Regions from separate parts of the Homo sapiens genome. Here region 1 is linked to region 2. A link is an interaction called in ENCODE POLR2A ChIA-PET data of the cell type or tissue named here. Cell type or tissue: B cell. All regions are shown on one strand. Each heading gives the region's core, and the rest is flanking DNA. Links, peaks and the distances in the headings are about the cores only. Region 1 overlaps JAK3 (Janus kinase 3). Region 2 overlaps BISPR (BST2 interferon stimulated positive regulator).

Region 1 (2,500 bases), core at 1-2,500, 430 kb before region 2:
ACTTTCATCCCAGGGTTCTCTCCTCTCCTCACAGCTTTTACTTCCCCAATTGGTTTGGGCTGGAGAAGTGCCACCGCTTCGGGCTACGCAAGGATTTGGCCAGTGCTATCCTTGACCTGCCAGTCCTGGAGCACCTCTTTGCCCAGGTGGGGTTCTGCCTGGGGTTTGACCCAGGGGGTTGGGGGTCCAAGGGGCAACATGAGGACTGGCATGCAATCAGGTGGGGCCTCGTCTGACCCTCCCTGTGGCAGTCCAGGGGTGGGGGTCAGCCCAGGATTGGGGGGGTCTGCAGGTTAACAACAGGGCTTGAAGTTGGGTGGCCTCAGCTGATGCTCCCTGTGGCGGCCCCCCAGCACCGCAGTGACCTGGTGAGTGGGCGCCTCCCCGTGGGCCTCAGTCTCAAGGAGCAGGGTGAGTGTCTCAGCCTGGCCGTGTTGGACCTGGCCCGGATGGCGCGAGAGCAGGCCCAGCGGCCGGGAGAGCTGCTGAAGACTGTCAGGTGAGAGCCACCAGGCTGTGGGGACGGCCTCTGCTTGGGAGTGAGCAACGTGGGCTCCATCGGGGCTTTGCCGGGCTCCCACCATGGAGTTCTCCTGCAAGCTTTCAGGGTGTTCCTATGACCCAGGGCCTCCCACGAACCCAGCCCTCTCCACCCCCAGGCTCCAGCTGGACAGACACCTGACCTCCCCCAGCTAAAAGGCCTGTGGGGTCCCTGTCCGACCTGTGGGCGCCAATGGCCCTCCCCTACTCTGAGGTCCGGTCCTCATACCTGACCCTGAATGAGAGTCTGTGTGTGCCTGGTGCCCCAACTAGGGCCGCACCCCAGCCCCTGGGCTAAAGCCTGGGTTTGTGTGTGTCCCCGCGGGGACCCCTCCCGACGCTGAGGGCCGGCTCCCTCCCCTCCAACCCCTGCAGCTACAAGGCCTGCCTACCCCCAAGCCTGCGCGACCTGATCCAGGGCCTGAGCTTCGTGACGCGGAGGCGTATTCGGAGGACGGTGCGCAGAGCCCTGCGCCGCGTGGCCGCCTGCCAGGCAGACCGGCACTCGCTCATGGCCAAGTACATCATGGACCTGGAGCGGCTGGATCCAGCCGGGGCCGCCGAGACCTTCCACGTGGGCCTCCCTGGGGCCCTTGGTGGCCACGACGGGCTGGGGCTGCTCCGCGTGGCTGGTGACGGCGGCATCGCCTGGACCCAGGGAGAACAGGAGGTGAGGGCGGACTCCCCCGCTGGGCGGGGCCAACGTGGGGGCGGGGCTCGGGGAGGGGCCGGAGAGTGGTAGGGGATGTGGGGCGGAGCCAAAACGAAAGACTTGGGGAAGTGGGCGAGGCTTAATGAGGGGCGGGGCTTAGTGAGGGAGGAGACTGCGGGAATGGGAGGGGCAAACTGAGTGAAGGGTTGGGCTGAGCGACCCGGGAATGAAAATGGGAGGGGTTGAGGAGTGGGTGGGTGGGCGCTGGAACGAGGCAAGACTAAGAGGCAGAGTGAGGCTCCGAGAGCTGGGAGGCTGCGAAGCGGGGCAGGGATCAAGGGGCGGGGTCCGGCAGAGAGAAGGAGGCGGGGATTGGCAGAGCGGGTGGGAGATGTTTGGGGATGGGTAGGGGAGGTGTTGAGAGGTTGGAGTTGATAGGAGGGGGCGCGGCTTGGAAGGGTTGAATGGCAAAGGGATAGGGAGTGGATGGTGTGGCTTGGGGGTGGGTTCATGGGCGTGGTTTGGCGGGGTCCAGCTGGGCCCCCACTTCGGTACTCCCCCTCCTTCCCAGGTCCTCCAGCCCTTCTGCGACTTTCCAGAAATCGTAGACATTAGCATCAAGCAGGCCCCGCGCGTTGGCCCGGCCGGAGAGCACCGCCTGGTCACTGTTACCAGGACAGACAACCAGATTTTAGTGGGTGCAGGATTCCCCTCCCCTTCAGCCTTACCCCGAGGGCGGGACCGGCACCCTCGGGTTTCACTGGGCTCTGACGCTTGTCCCTCGCAGGAGGCCGAGTTCCCAGGGCTGCCCGAGGCTCTGTCGTTCGTGGCGCTCGTGGACGGCTACTTCCGGCTGACCACGGACTCCCAGCACTTCTTCTGCAAGGAGGTGGCACCGCCGAGGCTGCTGGAGGAAGTGGCCGAGCAGTGCCACGGCCCCATCACGTAAGGACCTGTCCCCCATTCCCGGCCTCTGTGGCCACTCAGGGCCCCTCCCCTTCTCTATGCCTCAGTGTCCTCACCTTCCAGGAGCCCTGGACAGGGGTCAAGTTTTCAAACCACACCTGCCGCACAGTCAGCGCTCAGTGAAGCTGAAGTATTCCTTCTGCTTCACAGGGCGACCACTACTCTCTCTCTCTCTGACCCCAGGGCCATTTCCTGGAGATGGACAAGTCGCCCACCTTCACCTACAGCCTCTTGTTTAATCTCCCAGGAAGGGCCAGGCATAGTGGGGCACACCTGCAATCGCAGCGCTTTGAGGGGCCAAGGCAGGAGGATTGTTTGAACTCAGGAGTTGGAGACAAGTCT
Region 2 (9,973 bases), core at 638-3,137:
TGCAATCTTTAAGCAGCTGTGCCTTTTTTTTTTTTTTTTTTGGACTTACAATAAGAAAGAGAACTTTCCCAGTTATTTTATCAGGGCTGTCATGGCAACAGGGTAACAGGGAGGCTGAGGTGGGAGGATCGCTTGAGTCCAGGAGTTTGAATCTAGCCTGGACAACATAAGGAGACCCCAGTGTTTAAAATGAAAGAAAGAAAGGGAAAAAAAGTATTTACTATAATAATATGCTTTTAAGCCGGGCACAGTGGTTCACACCTGTAATCCCAGCACTTTGGGAGGCCGAGGCGGGCGGATCATCTGAGGTCAGGAGTTTGAGACCAGCCTAACATGGTGAAACCCCGTTTCTACTAAAAGTACAAAAAACTATCCAGGCGTGGTGGTGCGCGTCTGGAATCCCAGCTACTAAGGGGGCTGAGGCAGGAGAATCACTGGAACCCGGGAGGTGGAGGTTGCAATGAGCTGAGATCGCGCCATTGCACTCCAGCTTAGGCAACAAGAGCGAAACTCGTCTCAATAATAATAATAATAATAATAATAATAATAATATGCTTTTTTACACCCATTGGGGGAAAAGTTTAGAAAAATAGCGAACAAGTGTCCTGCGCTGCCCAGACTAGCAAACAATACAGTCAGGATGGCTAATGGTGACCCCAAGAAACCAAAGGGCAAAATGTCTGCTTATAGTTTTTTTGTGCAGATGTACAGAGAAGAACATAAGAAGAAAAACCGGCCTGGCACAGTGACTCACGCCTGTAATCCCAGCACTTTGGGAGGCCAAGGCAGGCGGATCATGAGGTCAATAAATTGAGACCATCCTGGCCAACATGGTGAAACCCCGTCTCTACTAAAAATACAAAAATTATCTGGGCATGGTGGCAGGCGCCTATAGTCCCAGCTACTCGGGAGCCTGAGGCAGGAGAATCGCTTGAACCTGGGAGGAGAAAGTTGCAGTGAGCGGAGATCGTGCCACTGCACTCCAGCCTGGGCGACAGAGTGAAACTCCATCTCAAAAAAAAAAAAAGGAAGAAGAAGAAGAAAAACCCAGAGGTCCCTGTCAATTTTGCAGAATTTTCCAAGAAATATTCTGAGAGTTGGAAGACAGTGTCAGTGAAAGAGAAGTCCAAATTTGATGAAATGGCAAAGGCGGATAAAGTACACTAGGATCGGGAAATGAAGGATTATAGAGCAGCTAAAGGGGAAGCAAGAAGAAAGAGCCTAATGTCCCCAAAAGGCCACCGTCTGGACTCTTATTTTTTATTTTATTTAATTTATTTATTTTATTTTTTAAAATTTATTTATTTATTTATTTATTTTTTTGAGACGGAGTCTCGCTCTGTTGCCCAGGCTGGAGTGCAGTGGCGCAATCTCGGCTCACTGCAAGCCCCGCCTCCCAGGTTCAAGCTATTCTCCTGCCTCAGCCTCCAGATTAGCTGGGACCACAGGCGCGTACCACCACGTCTGGCTAATTTTTGTATTTTTAGTAGAGATGGGGTTTCACCATGTTGGCCAAGCTGGCCTCAAACTCCTGACCTCAGGTGATCCACCTGCCTTGGCTTCCCAAAGTGCTGGCATTACAAGCATGAGCCATCACACCCAACCAACTGTCTGGATTCTTCATGTTCTGTTCAGAATTCCACCCCAAGATCAAATCCGCAAACCCTGGCATCTCTATTGGAGATGTGGCAAAAAAAAAAAAAAAAAAAAAAAAAGCTCTGGGTGAGATGTGGAATAGCTGAAGTGACAGTGAAAAGCAGGTTGACGTCACTAAGGCGGCAAAGCTGAAGAAGAAATATGAGGAAGAGGTTGCTGACTGTAAGTTGAAAGGAAAGTTTGACGGTGCAAAGGGTCCTGCTAAAGTTGCCTGGAAAAAAGTGGAAGAGGAAGATGAAGAAAGAAGAGGAGGAGGACAATGGATGAGAAAAACTTTCTATGCCAGGAGTGATGGCTCACTCCTGTAATCCCAGCACTTTGGGAGGCCAAGGCGGGTGGAGGTCAGGAGTTCGAAACCAGCCTGGCCAACATGGTGAAACCCCATCTCTACTAAAAATACAAAACATTAGCAGGGGGTGGTGGTGCACACCTGTCGTCTCAGCTACTCCGGACACTGAGGCAGGAGAATTGCTTGAACTCAGAAGGCGGAAGTTGCAGTGAGCCAAGATCATGCCACTGCACTCCAGCTTGGGTGACAGAGGAAAAAAAAAAAAAGGGTGGTTGAGACCAGGCACAGTGTCACCCCAGCACTTTGGGAGGCCAAGGTGGACGGATCACTTGAGGTCAGGAGTTGGAGACCAGCCTGGCCAACATGGGTGAAACCCCATCTCTACTAAAAATACAAAACAATTAGCCAGGCTTGGTGGCAGGCGCCTGTAATCCCAGCTACTCCTGAGGCTGAGAGAGGAGAATTGCTTGAGCCCCAGAAGTGGAGGTTTCAGTGAGCAGAAATGGTGCCTCTGCACTCCAGCCTGGGTGACAGAATGAGACTCTGTCTCAAGGAAAAAAAAAAAAAAAAAGCAGGCTGGGCACGGTGGCTCAAGCCTGTAATCCCAGCACTTTGGGAGGCTGAGGTGGGTGGATCACAAGGTCAGGAGTTCGAGACCAGTCTGACCAACATGGTGAAACCCTGTCTCTACTAAAAATACAAAAATTAGCCAGGCTTGGTGGCATGCGCCTGTAATCCCAGCTACTCAGTGGCATGCGCCTGTAATCCCAGCTACTCAGGAGGTTGAGGCAGGAGAATTGCTTGAACCCAGAGGCAGAGATTGCAGTGAGCCCAGATCACACCACTGCACTCCAGCCTGGGCGACAGAGCAAGACTCCGTCTCAAAAAAATAAGTGGTTGAGTTTTTGGCAAGGCCTGTTATTTAAACCATAGCCTAAATGTCTTCCAAAGTTAGCTCGACCCAGTAGCCCAGGAATAATTAAGGGAAAAGTAAGGTGGGGTTTGGGTTAGCTTAGCTTACTGTTCTAATGTTCTCACTGATATAACTTTTGCAATGGTGATTTCATCAGTTGGGTGCAGGAAGATTGTGAGGGTTCTTTTGTTTTGTTTTGTTTTTGTTTTTTGAAACGGAGTTTCACTCTTGTTGCCGAGGCTGGAGTGCAGTGGCGTGATCTCGGCTCACTGCAAACTCTGCCTCGCAGGCTCAAAGTGTTATACCCAAGCGAGTTAGAGAAAACGCCACACTTCGAGACGAATTAAGAGTCCTTTATTTAAGCCGGCAGCCAAGAGAAGGCTTGACTTTCCAAAATTCTCTCGGCCCCGAGGAAGGGGCTTGATTTACTTTTATACCTTGGTTCGGAAGGGGAGCGGAGCTCAAATGCAATAATTCTACAGAAGTAAAAACATGCAAGAATCAAAAAACAAATGGTTACAGAGAAATAAACAATTTAAAAGACAAATGGTTACAAAAAAAGCAACGGAACCAGGTGCCGGGCTCTAAATCCTTCATAAGAGTTAGATATGGATGCTATGCCAGACACAGACTCAAGGCTTTATGTTGTTATGCTTTTGAGCAAAATCCTGGGAACTTCGTACATTGTTTGTTCCAGTACCTTATCAGCTAATTGGGCTCCTTTGAAATGCTGAGGATCTGCTTACGCAGGTTAACTCTTTGAGGAAGGGGGTTGGGTAAGTAGCCCTTAATGTCTTGTAAATCAAGGGGCCAGATGGCGTTCGTCAGGCTTTCCCAGCTAAGGGAGAGTCTACTCATATGGGAAACAAGGCTAGGTAATTAAGGAGACAAAAAGGGAAAATTTAAAAATAGGGTTAGTAAAAACAAGGTTAAAATAGGGTTAGTAAAAAAACAAGGTCAGGCATTACAAAAGGATTCTCCTGTCTCAGCCTCCACTGGGATTACAGGCTCGCACCACCAAGCCCAGTTAATTTTTGTATTTTTAGTACAGGCAGGGTTTTGCTAGTTCACCCAGGCTGGTCTCGAACTCCTGGACTCAAGCGATCCGCCAGCCTCTGCCTCCCAAAGTGCTGGGATTACAAGGGTGAACCACCCCACTGATCAAGGGGAACATATTAATACTTTGTTTGTTTCTTTGTTTTGAGATGGAGTCTCACTTTCTTGCCCAGGCTGGAGTGCAGTGGCATGATCTCAGCTCACTGTAGCCTCCACCTCCCAGGTTCAAGCAATTCTCCTGCCTCAGCCTCCCGAGTAGCTGGGATTATAGACACACGCCACCACACCCGGCTCATTTTTGTATTTTTAGTAGAGACGGGGTTTTACTATGTTGGCCAGGCTGGTCTTGAACTCCTGACCTCAAGTGATCCGCCTGCCTCAGCCTCCCATAGTGCCGGGATTACAGGCATGAGCCACTGAGCCCAGCCAGAAACATATTAATACTATAAACAACACTCAGCCCTGGGCTGGTTAAGAGGCTGGAGACTGAAAGGTGGTGTTGATTGACCATGGACCCAGGGAAATATCTGCAGTGGGTTAAGGATACTCTGTGTGTCTTACAAAACAGAGACACAGATGCTGCCTAAGAACGAGGTCCTCCTGGAACCGGTGCCAGGGAAGGATCTGGAAGGAAAAGAAGAATACCTGTGATAGGTGTGAGAGAGGAGTGCCACTCACTGTTCACTGCAGCAGCAGGCGACAGGTGAATTCTGAATTCTTTTTTTTTTCCTTTTGAGACAGAGTCTTGTTCTGTAGCCCACGCTGGAGTGCAATGGTGCGATCTCGGCTCACTGTGACCTCCGCCTCCCGGGTTCAAGCAATTCTCCTGCCTCAGCCTTCCAAGTAGCTGAGATTACAGGTGCCCACCACCAAGCCCATCTAATTTTTGTATTTTCAGTAGAGACAGGGTTTCACCATTTTGTCCAGGCTGTTCTCGAAGTCCTGACCTCAGGTGATCCACCCACCTCAGCCTCCCAAAGTGCTGGGATTACAGGTGTGAGCCACCACTCCTGGCCGAATTCTGAATTCTTCTTTATGGGAAGTGAGAGCTTGGGACATAGGCATCCCCTTGGACCCAGTAACCCCACTTCTGGGAGTTCAGTTTAAGGAAAGCCTGCAGTCAAGTCCAAAACTTATCAAATGACAAGGGCAAACTATGATGGGGAACTGTAATGTACAAAGTGCTAAGCTAAGCACTTTCTATATATTGCTTTTTCCTGTCAAAGAAAATAAAAATATGAGGACCTTCCAAAGGCAGTTTGCCAAAGGAAAAGTTGTTGTTGTTTGTATTGGTTTGTTTGTTTTTGAGACATGGTCTCATCTGTTGTCCAGGCAGGTGTGCAGTCATGCGAACATGGCTCACTGCATCCTTGATCTCTTGGGCTCAAGGGACCCTCCTACCCCTTGGGCTCAAGGGATCCTCCTACCCAGCCTCCTGAGTGGCAGATCACCTGAGGTCAGGAGTTGGAGACCAGCCTGGCCAACATGGTGAAACCCGGTCTCTACTAAAAATACAAAAATTAGCCAGGCGTGGTGGCAGGTGCCTGTAATCCCAGCTACTCAGGAGGCTGAGGCAGGAGAATTGCTTGAATGCAGAGGCTGCAGTGAGCCAAGATCACACCACTGCACTCCAGCCACCACAGGCGCAGCCACCATGTCCAGCTAATTTTTAAATGTTTTGTTGAGGTGAGGGGTGGGGGGAAACTCACTTTGTTGCTCACACTAGTCTTGATCTTCTGGGCTCGAGTGATCCTCCTGCCTAAGTGTTGGGATTACAGGCATGTACCACCGCGTCTGTACCAAAGGGAAAGTTAGGTCTGGAGACTGAGCCACACAACACTGAAGTTCCTTTCCCGAATGCATGGCTGTTGCTTCCTGATTGTGTTAAGTGGTTAAGCATTGTAGCTTACCCAGATGCCTACAAAAAGAAAAAAAAAAAAAGCCCTCACACATCTCCAGATGATCACCCTCACAAATTGTTCATACGTAAATTCTTTGCTTACTCCTAAATCTTTCCAAGATGTCCAGCCTCCCGTAAACAAAGATACGTAACCTTAGGTTTACAAGCTCTATGTGACCCCTTGTCCACGGAACCAGTCTGCTGAATTTCATCCTGACAGCACTGATTACAAGCTTACTTTCCCCGGTGCAAAACAAAGACAGGATGACATCCATCAGCCCTCCACCAGACCCTGAGACAGCTGCAAAATTAATCTTTCCTTTACTCCTTCTTCAAATGTTTATCTTAGGTATAGCTATAGTTTCAGTTTCCCTGGACACTAATTAAAGTCAGAATAATGTAACTGATGAGAAATCTCACCGCCTATTTTCTTTTTACTGTTTTCTCTGAGTTGATGGAGATACTGTTTCAGTTTCTAATTTGTGTGGACATTCCAATTGACTGGGAAGCAGCTGTTATCACACCCCCGCTATAAGAAAGCAGAGGTTGGCTGGGGGCAGTGGCTCACACCTGTAATCCCAGCACTTTGGGAGGCTGAGGCGGGTGGAACACTTGAAGCCAGGAGTTTGAGACCAGCCTGGCCAACATGGTGAAACCCCGTCTCTACTAAAAATACAAAAATTAGCCGGGCGTGGTGGCACACACCTTTGATCCCACCTACTTGGGAGGCTGAGGCAGGACAATCACTTGAACCAGGGAGACAGAGGTTGCAGAGAGCCAAGACTGCATTACTGCACTCCAGCCTGGGCAACAGAGTGAGACTCCATCTCAAAAAAGAAAGAGAGAGAGAAAGAGCAAAAGAGAGAGAAAGAAAAGCAGAGGCCCGAGGGAAAGGAGCTGGTTCGCCATGATGGAATTTGAGCCCAAGTCTGACTCCAAACCTGCACTCAGTTCTCCCCAGGGCAGGGCTTGTCACGTCTGGTGGCACCTCTGACACTTGGGGCTTGATCATTTACTGTGGGGGGCCGTCCTGTACACTGTAGTGTTGAGCAGCATCCCTGGCCTACATCCCTAGATGGCAGCGGCACTCCCAGCCCCCGCGGTGACAATAAAAATGTCCCCTGGAGCAGAATCGCCCCCACCCGCTGAGCGCCCTGGGGCCAGCGACTTCCTACAGGCATGGAGTTGTCCTCAGAAGCCCATCCGGGGCCACATCTCAGTATCCCAAAGTAAGTGAAATATGCATGTAGTGTAATAAACAGAAATGAAACAGCTGAGGGATGGTTGCGGATGATCTTTGCTCCTATTTTTTTTTTCTTAGCCAGGTGCAGTGGTTCACACCTATAATCCCAGCACCTTGGGAGGCTGAGGAAGGAGGATGACATGAGCCCAGGAGTTTGAGACCAGCCTGGGCAACATACAGAGATCCCGTCTCTACAAACAATACAAAACTTAGCTGGGCGTGATGGTGGTGAGTGGCTGTAGTCCCAGCTACTCAGGAGGCTGAGGCAGGAGGATCGCTTGAGCCCAGGAGTTTGAGAAAAGCCTGGTCAACATAGTGAGACCCCATCTCTACAAAAAAAGTAAAAAAATTAGCCAGGTGTGGTACTGAGCATCTGTGGTCCCAGCTACTCGGGAGGCTGAGGTGGGAGGATCGCTTGAGCCCAGGAGGTCAAAGGCTGCAGTGAGCTATGATCACACCACTGCACTCCAGCCTGGGCGACAGAACAAGAGCCTGTCTTTAATAAATAAATAAAAGAGGGGAAATTGGGTGTAGGGAATGTGGGAAATTCTATTATCCTCACTGTTTTTTTTCTGCAAATCTAAAACTATTCTAAAATAAAATGTTGGCCGGGCACGGTGGCTCACGCCTGTAATCCCAGAACTTTGGGAGGCTGAGGTGGGCAGATCACGAGGTCAGGAGATCGAGACCATCCTGGCCAACATGGTGAAACCCTGTCTCTACTAAAATACAAAAATTAGCTGGGCGTAGTGGCGCATGCCTGTAATCCCAGCTACTTGGGAGGCTGAGGCAGGAGAATTGCTTGAATCAGGGAGTTGGAGGTTGCAGTGAGTGGAGATCGCGCCACTGCACTCCAGCCTAGGTGACAGAGTGAGACTCTGTCTCAAAAATAAATAAATAAAATAAAATAAAATAAAATGTTTCTTTTCTTTTTTTTTTTTTTTGAGACAGAGTCTCACTCTGTCGCCCAGGCTGAAGTGCAGTGGCGCGATCTCACTGCACTGCAACCTCTGCCTCTGGGTTCAAGCGATTCTTCTGCCTCAGCCTTCTGAGTAGCTGGGATTACAGGCACCTGCCACTACGCCTGGCTAGTTTTTGTATTTTTAGTAGAGACAGGGTTTCACCATGTTGGCCAGGCTGGTCTCGAACTCCTGACGTCAGGTCATCCACCCGCCTCAGCCTCCAAAGTGCTGGGATTACAGGCATGAACCACTGCTCCCAACTGAAATGTTTCTCTAAAATAATAATAATTATATATATATATGTGTATATATATATGTGTGTATATATATATGTATATATATGTATATATATGTGTGTGTATATATATATGTGTGTGTGTATATATATATATATATATATATATATATATATGAAGCTAAAACCAAAAGAATGCTAGCGGCTGGGTGCAGTGGCTTACTCCTGTAATTCCAACACTTTGCGGGGGCTGAGGCAGGAGGATCTTTGGAGCCTAGGAGTTTGAGACCAGCCTGGGAAACATACTGAGACCCCCATCTCTACAAAAAATAAAAAATTAGCTGGGCGTGGTGGTGCACACATATAGTCCCAGCTACGCCAGAGGCTGAGGTGAGAGGATTGCTTGAGCCCAGGAGGTCAAGGCTGCAGTGAGCTATGATTGCACCACTGCGCTCCAGCCTGGGCAACAGGACAAGATTCTGTCTCAAAAGAAAATAAAAAAAGAAAAAGAATGGTAGCATAACAGTTTCCATTTCTAATTTTATTGCGAAAGTAATTGTGGTTTCTGCCATAACTTTTAGTAAGCATAATTAATTAATGCCATTAAAAGTAATGGAAGGCCGGGCGTGGTGGCTCATGGCTGTAATCGCAGTACTTTGGGAGGCCGAGATGGACGGATCATGAGGTCAGGAGTTCGAGACCAGCCTGGGTAACATGGTGAAACCCCGTCTCTACTAAAAATACAAAAATTAGCTGGGCGTGGTGGCGGGTACCTGTAATCCCAGCTACTCAGGAGACTGAGGCAGCAGGATTGCTTGAACCCAGGAGGCGGAGGTCAGAGGTTGCAGTGAGACGAGATCGTGCCAATGCACCCCAGCCTGAGAGACAGACCGAGACTCCATCTCAAAGAAAAAAACAAAAAAAGGCTGGGTGCGGTGGCTCAAGCCTGTAACCCCAGCAATTTGGGAGGCCGAGGCGGGCAGATCACCTGAGGTCGGGAGTTTGAGACCAGCCTGGCCAACATGGAGAAACCTAAACCTCTCTACTAAAAATACAAAATTAGCCGGGCATGGTGGCGCATGCCTGTAATCCCAGCTACTAGGGAGGCTGAGGCAGGAGAATTGTTTGAACCCAGGAGGCAGAGGTTGTGGTGAGCTAAGATTGCATCATTGCACTCCACCCTGGGTAACAAGAGTGAAATTCCATCTCAAAAAAAAAAAAAAAAAAAAAAAAGTAATGGCAGAGGCTGGGAGCGGTGGCTCATGCCTGTAATCCCAGCACTTTGGGAGGCCAAGTCGGGTGGATCCCTTGAGGTCGGGAGTTCGAGACCAGCCTGGCCAACATGTCGAAACCCCGTCTCTCCTAAAAATACAAAAAGTAGCTGGGCATGGTGGCAGGCATCTGTAGTCCCAGCTACTCAGGAGGCTGAGGCAGAAGAATCACTTCAACCCAGGAGGCAGAGGTTGCAGTGAGCCGAGATTACACCACTGCACTCCAGCCTGGGTGACAGAGGGAGAATATATTTAAAAATATAAAATAAAATATAGGCCGGGCACGGTGGCTCACGCTTGTAATCCCAGTACTTGGTGAGTCCAAGTTGGGTGGATCACCTGAGGTCAGAAGTTTGAGACCAGCCTGGCCAACATGGCGAAACCCCATCTCTACTAAAAATGCAAAAAGTAGCCAGGCATGGTGGCAGGCATCTGTAGTCCCAGCTAC

The links. Peaks named below come from ENCODE experiments on the same cell type or tissue, not always from the same donor. Only the 100,000 strongest peaks of a DNase experiment are listed, where the experiment ranks them.
Region 1: POLR2A ChIA-PET joins it to region 2 with 5 read pairs; 12 of 35 experiments call an interaction of 5 or more read pairs at or near these places.

The regions. Positions count from the first base shown.
Region 1 is chr19:17,841,026-17,843,525 of GRCh38, reverse strand. It overlaps JAK3 (Janus kinase 3), which reads left to right. Exons shown (of 24, transcript NM_000215.4): 4 at 35-146; 5 at 354-499; 6 at 916-1,210; 7 at 1,764-1,886; 8 at 1,980-2,137. Among named protein-coding and RNA genes, the nearest start is that of JAK3, 5.7 kb to the left of the region's middle. RefSeq lists silencers at 1,245-1,334, 1,227-1,463. In B cell, for the core only: no CTCF peak of the experiment used is centred there; a DNase peak (open chromatin) is centred at 1,315.
Region 2 is chr19:17,408,956-17,418,928 of GRCh38, reverse strand. BISPR (BST2 interferon stimulated positive regulator) reads right to left here. Exons shown (of 4, transcript NR_130766.1): 3 at 5,624-5,832; 4 at 3,193-4,538. It also overlaps a transcript of MVB12A not described here and the pseudogene HMGB3P29. Among named protein-coding and RNA genes, the nearest start is that of MVB12A, 6.1 kb to the left of the region's middle. RefSeq lists an enhancer at 3,228-4,015. In B cell, for the core only: no CTCF peak of the experiment used is centred there; no DNase peak of the experiment used is centred there.